2 separate regions of the Homo sapiens genome follow, and region 2 is linked to region 1. Evidence: read pairs that join two places in POLR2A ChIA-PET (ENCODE). Cell type or tissue: GM12878. All regions are shown on one strand. Region 1 overlaps SKA2 (spindle and kinetochore associated complex subunit 2). Region 2 overlaps TRIM37 (tripartite motif containing 37).

Region 1 (4,000 bases):
CGGTGAAGCCCTGAATCTACTAAAAATACAAAAATTAGCTGGGCAGGGTGGCATGTGCCTGTAATCCCAGCTACTCAGGAGGCTGAGGCAGGAGAATCGCTTGAACCTGGGAGGCGGAGGTTGCAGTGAGCCAAGATCATGTCACTGCACTCCAGCCTGGGCAACAGAGCAAGACTCTGTCTCAGGAAAAAAAAAAAAAAAAGTTAGAATCTTACTCTGTCACCTAGGCTGGAGTGCAGTGGTGCAATCATAGCTCACTTGAACTACTGGGCTCAAGTGATCCTCCCACCTCAGCATCCCAAGTAGCTGGGACTACAAGTGTGAGCTACTACATCAGGCCTATAGTAGGAAATTATTATTAATGATAACAGCTAATGTATAGCACTTACTCTGGACTAAACAGTTATATATGTTAACTAATTTTATTTTCTCTCAATCTCTGAGGTACATAGTAATATTCCCATTTTACAGATGAGGAAATTAAAGTACAGAAAGGTTAACTGACTTGGCTAAAATCACAGTGCTAATAAGAGGCAGAGCCAGGATGTGAAGTATAACAGTTCGTATCCAGGAAATTAGTAGATGTTTCAGATCAGGAAAAATAAAGATGCAGTACAAGGAAAACTATTTAGAAATATAAAGGAAATACCATAAGACACTGAGATGAGTGGTATCCTTCTTGAGGGTGGGAGTGTGAAGCATTATTCTTTGTAATTATAAGCTTTATATTTCTGCAACTCTTCAAATATATTCAAGAATTTGACAAAAATAAAAGTTTAGGCCGGGGTGGTGACTCACATCTATAATCCCAACACTTTGGGAGGCTGAGACAGGAGGATCACTTGAGCCCAGGCAAGACCAGCCTAGTAAACATGGCAAAACCCCATCCTTACTAAAATACAAAAAATTAGAACCAGGTGTGGTGGCACACACCTGTATTTCCACCTACGCAGGAGACTGAGGTGGGAGGATCACCTGAGCCCAGGAGGTCAAAGCTGCAGTGAGCCATGATCATGCCACTGCACTCCAGTCTGGACAACAGAGTGAGACTCTGTCTGGGGAAAAAAAAAAAAGTTTAACATTGGGAGGGAAATTGGTAGGAGGGAAGAAGTCATCTTCCTCATGAGGTGATAATAAATTATGTAACTTAATTATAAATGATCTTTAGGTAACTGGAATGTAGCTCAGTAGTGAAATACCCAGAGATCTGCATGTATTAATATAACTCAGGAGAATGATGAGTTCCCCAAATACAGATTCATACAGGAAAAAATAAAAGTGACAAGAACTAATCCTTGAGGATCTCACAAAACTAGGAAAGGAAAGTTGGTATATAAAGCATAAGAAATAAATGGCCATAGAGCTAAAAGAGAGGACAGGGTAGTTGGGCAGCTACCCATAATACATGTTTTTATGACATTAGCTCGATCAATAAGACTGACATGGCAGTGAGTAATTTAGGACAACATGATTTGCATTTATGGCCTGTTTATGACAGGTTAGGACTGTGGTTAGGACTTAGCACCATACCACAAAGGAAAAACTGTTGTGCGCATAGCCTGTTTTATTTGAGTAACTGGCTGTTGGGAACCACTACATTCTTTTTTTTTTTTTTTTGAGATGGAGTTTCGCTCTTGTTTCCCAGGCTGGAGTGCAATGGCGGGATCTCAGCTCACCGCAACTTTCGCCTCCCAGGTTCAAGCAATTCTCCTGCCTCAGCCTCTCAAGTAGCTGGGATTACAGGCATGCGCCACTACGCCTGGCTAATTTTGTATTTTTTTTTTTTTTTTTTTTTTAGTAGAGATGGGGTTTCTCCATGTTGGTCAGGCTGGTCTTGAACTCCTGGCCCTCAGGTGATCCACCCGCCTTGGCCTCCCAAAGTGCTGGGATTACAGGTATGAGCCACCGCGCCCGGCCAGGAGCCTCTACGATTCTTTTATTAGTGTTTGTAAACTGTGCTGCACTTTAGTTAATTTTGTGCCTATAATACTTCAATTCATTTTAGGGTTTTAGTTATCATGAGTGGATGATAAAAGGTTACAAGAATGGCTGAGCGAGGTGGCTCACGCCTGTAATCTCAGCTTTGGGAGGCCAAGACTGGTGGATCACCTGAGGTCAGGAGTTCAAGACCAGCCTGACCAACATGGTGAAACCCCGTCTCTAATAAAAATACAAAAATTAGCCAGGATAGTAGCGGGTACCTGTAATCCCAGCTACTCGGGAGGGTGAGGCAGGAGAATCACTTGAACCCAGTGAGCCGAGATCATGCCATTGCATTCCAGCCTGGGCGACAGGGTGAGACTCCGTCTCCAAAAAAAAAAAAAAAATGATTACAAAAATACATAAAAATACTCTGCTAATGATAGTGCTGGTGATGGGAGAAAAGAAAAGCCAATATATGAACAAAAAGCTCAGTTCAATTAAGTCTTTTGAAAGAAACAAAAGGAAATGAATTATACTACTAAGCTTAAAAGAATCTATAGGGAAAATGTTCATAAAATAAAATTATGTTTCTCTGCCGGGCGTGGTGGCTCACGCCTGTAATCCCAGCACTTTGGGAGGCAGAGGAGGGCGGATCACGAGGTCAGGAGATCGAGACCATCCTGGCTAACACAGTGAAACCCCGCCTCTACTAAAAATACAAAAAATTAGCCGGGCTTGGTGGCGGGTGCCTGTAGTCCCAGCTACTCGGGAGGCTGAGGCAGGAGAATGGCGTGAACCCGGGAGGCGGAGCTTGCAGTGAGCCGAGATCGCGCCACTGCACTCCAGCCTGGGCGACAGAGCGAGACTCCGTCTCAAAATAAATAAATGAATAAATAAATAAATAAATAAATAAATAAAATTATGTTTCTGGAACAAATAAAGTTGAAGAATATAGTAATAGAAACTTATAGTTTCTTGTTAGCTCTCTGTAAATAAACAAATCCTAGCCAAAAATGTTGACTTTTATGCAGAATTACTGACTGCCTCCAAATCACGAGGGGTACTAGAATGAGGATAATGCAGCTAAACCAAATTATATGTATGGATGTGGGTGTGAGTATACAAACACACACATACACACACACCACAGTGGCTGGCACATAGTAATGTTCAATAAATATTTACTACTACTATAACCACCCTGCCGCCAGACAGAGGTATTAGAGGCTACTGCAACTAGTTGTTTACTTTCTTTCCTGTTCCTTTACATGTATATAAATCATTAAGACTGATGTTGGACAAATCTACAAAGATTAAAATCATGGCTTTATTCTCAACTATAACACACGAAAAAGGGAGAAAGCAGAGATTTTCTTGAAGTTATTGAATATTACAGGAGTTAAAAAGTCATATTTCCTCAAAAATTGAAACACAGAATTACCATGTGATCCAGCAATTGCACTTCTGGGTATAAACCCGAAAGTTGAAAGCAGGTACTCAAACAGATACTTGCATACCAGTGTTCATAGTAGCATTATTCACAGTAGCCAAAAGGTGAAAGCAAACCAAATGTCCATTAACAGATGAATCGATAAACAAAATGTGGTACATACATTCAATGGAATATTATTCCACCTTAAAAAGAAAGGAAACTGACACTGCTACACTATATATGAATCTTGAGAACATTATAAGTGACATACATGAGTCACAAAAAGACAAATATTATATGATTCTACTTATATGAGTCCCTAGAGTAGTCAAATTGATAGAGACAGAAAGTAGAATGGTGGCTGCTAGGAGTGGAAGAAAGGAACGTGGAGTTATTGTTTAATGGATATACAGTTACAATGTGGGGAGATGAAAACCTTCTGGAGATTGATGATGGTGATATTGTACAATAATGTGAATGTAGTTAATGCCAGTGAACTGTTCACTTAAAAAAGATTAAGATGGCTATCAGGTATAAGGACACGTGCCTGTAATCCCAGCTGCTAAGGATATTGAGGCCAGAGGATAAACCTAGGAATTGGAGTTCAGCCTGGACCATATTAAAATGGTAAATGTTGTTATTTAC
Region 2 (4,000 bases), 110 kb before region 1:
ATATTTAGTAGAGATGAGGTGTCACTATGTTTGCCAGGCTGGTCTCGAACTCCTGACTTCAAGTGATCCGCCTGCCTCAGCCTCCCAAAGTACTGGGATTACAGGCATGAGCCACTGCGCTTGGTGGAAGAAAAATGAGCTTGTAATTCCAGCATATTCTGTAGTAATTTAAGCTACTACAATCCAGTATGTATGGAGACACATAGAAAGTAACTATTCCCCGGCCGGCCTTGGTGGCTCACGCCTGTAATCCTAGCACTTTGGGAGGCTGAGGCGAGTGGTTCACGAGGTCAGGAGTTCAAGACCAGCCTGGCCAACACAGTGAAATCCCGTCTCTTACTAAAAATACAAAAATTAGCCAGGTGTGTTGGCAAGCGCCTGTAATCCCAGCTATGCAGAGGCTGAGGCAGGAGAATCGCTTGAACCCGGGAGTTGGAGGCTGCAGTGAGCCAAGACTGTGCCACTGCACTCCAGACTGGGCAACAGAGCTAGACTCCGTCTCGGGGAAAAAAAAAAAACAACAGAAAAAGAAAGTATTCCCCACAGGCCCATTCTATAAAGATCTTCAATCATAATATTTCTTTCTTGATGTTTTAACAATAAACACATCATTTACAAAAATCTTTTCTATTTAATCTCTTCTACTGAAATAATGCTGCCCATCACAGAAGCACCAATTAAGAAAACCAAAATATTTAGTGTTCTTTAACTGAGAAACCTGAAAATGCCACCACCTACACACCCTCTTCTTAGGGCAGCTGAGTAGATGCTGGCACCTGTATGTATGCTTTGAGCTACAATTCATCAATCATTGAAATTCAAATGAGTGCAGAGGTGGAAGGTGGTGGAGTTTCACTAAGAAATGAAAAAATTACAAGGCCAAATATCATTAAGAGAGTTGACATTCTTTTCTACCAATTTATAAAGGACACAGCAAGGGCAATACACATAGCCTTGTTCTAAGCACCTCTGTTGCCCCAAATTGCAAAATGTCTTCTATGCTTTTAGATAAACAATAATGAACTTGGAAGAACATGCAAAAGAAACACTAGAAAGTACAGCTGAGAACAAGCTGAAGTCAGTCATCATACAGGATTTAAAAAATGGTCAAAACTTGGAATGCTTCTTTAAGAAGAATAAAGCAATCTACAGACACTAATTAAGACTGACTTTAAAAAATACTTAACATTTACTATTCTAATTAGTTGTTCTAGGGCATATCTTCCCCATTAGATTGTGAACATATCTAATTCAACTTTGTATTAATAAATCTAGCAAAAATTCGATGCCTGGTATGTAGGTGCCTTAACATATTTATTGACCGAACAGATGAACTATATGCAGATTTTTTCCCCATACAAATGCCTGTTCTAGTAAGGCCTGTCCTTTTATATAGTAACTTACCCATTTTGCCTTCCTCTGTATTTGGTATCTTAGCAAATCAAATTCAGTGGCACAAGGAATGTTGTGTTCAGATCAAGCATGTCGAATAGCAGATCTCAGTAACATTTCCATTAAACCAACCACTCCCTATCCCTATCACTACCACCAGCAGCAGCAGCACCACCACCACCACCACCACCACCACCACCCACCACCCACCACCAAAAAAGGGACAGAATTCTCATTTCCTGCTTACTTATAAGTTTATCATTCCTTACCTTCTTCAGGGGCAGCTGAAGCTCCTTCAGGTAGTACAGGCTGTAACTCTCCAGTTTCAGAATTATTTTCCAAATCAGTCATCTGCAGTCCTTCCAGATGACCTCCTTTAGCATTAGCCCTCAAAGAAGAAAACAACTTGATATTTCTCTATAACTAGTGACACAATAATCTATATTTTCTTTTTGAACTGAGCACCAAACTAAGTAGGGTACGTGCTCTGGTGCTTAATACTAAATTTCAAATTTTATCTGAAAATATTTCACTAAGGTCCTGGCACAGTGGCTTATGCCTGTAATCCCAGCACTTTGGGAGGCCAAGGTGGGTGGATCACCTGAGGTAGGAGTTCAAGACCAGCCTGGCCAAGATGGTGAAACCCCATCTCCACTAAAAATACAAAAATTAGCCAGATATGGTGGTGGGCGCCTGTAATCCCAGCTACTCGGGAGGCTGAGGCAGAGAATTTCTTGAACCCGGGACGTGGAGGTTGCAGTGAGCCGAGGTTGCACCATTGCACTCCAGCCTGGGCAACAGAGTGAGACTCTGTCTCAAAAAAAAAAAAAATTTTTTTTTCACTAAATATTCACAAAAAAATGTTATGAAATGGTGGATTACATCAATGTTGGTATCCTGGTTGTGATATTGTACTACAGTTTTGCAAAATGTTATCATTAGGGGAGAAAAATACACAGGATCTCTCTGCATTATTTCTTACAACTGAATGTGAACCTATAATTAGCTCAATAAAATTTTAACTTATAAATACCAATAGAAGTTTTAAATAATATGTTCTAATAGGGAAAGACTTTTGAGATATATTATTATTGCTATTATTTGAGATAGAGTCTCACTCTGTCACCCAGGCTAGAGTGCAGTGATGTGATCTCAGCTCACTGCAACCGCTGCCTCCTGGGCTCAAGCGATTCTCCTGCCTCAGCCTCCCAAGTAGCTGGGATTACAGGTGTCCAGCACCACGCCCGGCAATTTTTGTACTTTGTTTTTAGTAGAGACAGTGTTTCACCATGATGGCCAGGCTGGCTCGAACTCCTGATCTCAAGTGATCTGCCCACCTCAGCTTCCCAAAGTGCTGGGGTTACAGGTGTGAGCCACCGTGCCTGGCCTGAGAGATATTATTGAATGAGAAAATAAAGTACATCTTCTGTATTAAAAAAGCTACATAGTCACAGTTCCTTAAATATACACAAAAACTGAGAAGACACAGCACACATGAAAAATTAATAACAGCATGAATATGTGTGGGCAGGGGGTTGGAAAACTAGGTCATGGGAGTTAAGGATGGGAAATTTTTCACTTATTCTTTTCTCCTTTCATTTTGAAACACTTATCATTAGTATTTAATATTTATTTTTATTTAAAAAATAAACAGAGGCAAGGTCTTGCTATGTTGCCTAGGGTGTTCTCAAACTCCTGGGCTCAGGCCATCTTCCCACCTCAGCCTCCAAAAGTGCTGGGATTACAGGTGTGTGCCACTGTGCCCAGCCTTTCATTAGTATTTAAACTTTTTGCTTACACTACTTTAAATCAGGCAGGAAAAAAAAAGACATGAGCTGGACAGCACCTACATGAACCAGGCTGGCAGATAAAATCAACTGCAAAATGAGGATCAAGCTGCACACACTTGCACAGGATTTTACACTCTAGAAAAAAAAAAACTAAGTTCATGTATATTTAATTGTGGTGACTAAAGGCAGATAAAAATATCTCCATAGCAAATAAAATATAAGAGCTAGTTGCACTTTAATTTGAAGAAATGTATAAAACATCAGGTTAGGTAGTACGTAGGGAAGACAAGATAATCTCCAGTGATTTTAACACCTTTCTACTACTGAAACTTGAGCCAGAAAGCTAAACCACCAGCTGATCTTGTAGTTTTGGTAATGAGCCAGACCTTGACTATATAAAATTAAGTAAACTTAAAGGGTGTTAATCTTTCTCCAATTTAGGTAAAATTCTTTTCAGGGTCTCCAAAATAGAACTATTTCATTGTTTAAATTTAGAAATAGGTTTAATATCCATAAAATAGATAAGCAGATGGATATTAATGGCTAATCATCTGCCACATCCATAGCCAATATCCATAATCACTCTATCTTTTGAATAGATGGAAGTTTAATTGCCATGCCGGGGATTTGAGTTTATGTCTCCTAGGGGAGAGATAAACGTGTTAACTACTATATATCTTTTTGGGAAATTCCAACTATAAGTTTTGAGGATACTTTGATAACAGGAGAGAAGAAAGATGAGATAAAAGCAGAAAAGCAGTGTTAAAGTTGCTGTAAGTGCTTTGTTTCATACAAAATATATATAAATGCCTGTGACA

The links. Peaks named below come from ENCODE experiments on the same cell type or tissue, not always from the same donor. Only the 100,000 strongest peaks of a DNase experiment are listed, where the experiment ranks them.
Region 2: POLR2A ChIA-PET joins it to region 1 with 7 read pairs; 4 of 35 experiments call an interaction of 5 or more read pairs at or near these places.

Annotation. Positions count from the first base shown.
Region 1 is chr17:59,123,374-59,127,373 of GRCh38, forward strand. The region is part of intron 2 of SKA2 (spindle and kinetochore associated complex subunit 2); the gene reads right to left. Among named protein-coding and RNA genes, the nearest start is that of MIR454, 12 kb to the right of the region's middle. RefSeq lists an enhancer at 1,331-1,380. In GM12878, no CTCF peak of the experiment used is centred here; a DNase peak (open chromatin) is centred at 1,508; H3K27ac peaks cover 948 bases.
Region 2 is chr17:59,010,667-59,014,666 of GRCh38, forward strand. TRIM37 (tripartite motif containing 37) reads right to left here. Exons shown (of 24, transcript NM_015294.6): 22 at 1,662-1,780. Among named protein-coding and RNA genes, the nearest start is that of TRIM37, 94 kb to the right of the region's middle. In GM12878, no CTCF peak of the experiment used is centred here; no DNase peak of the experiment used is centred here.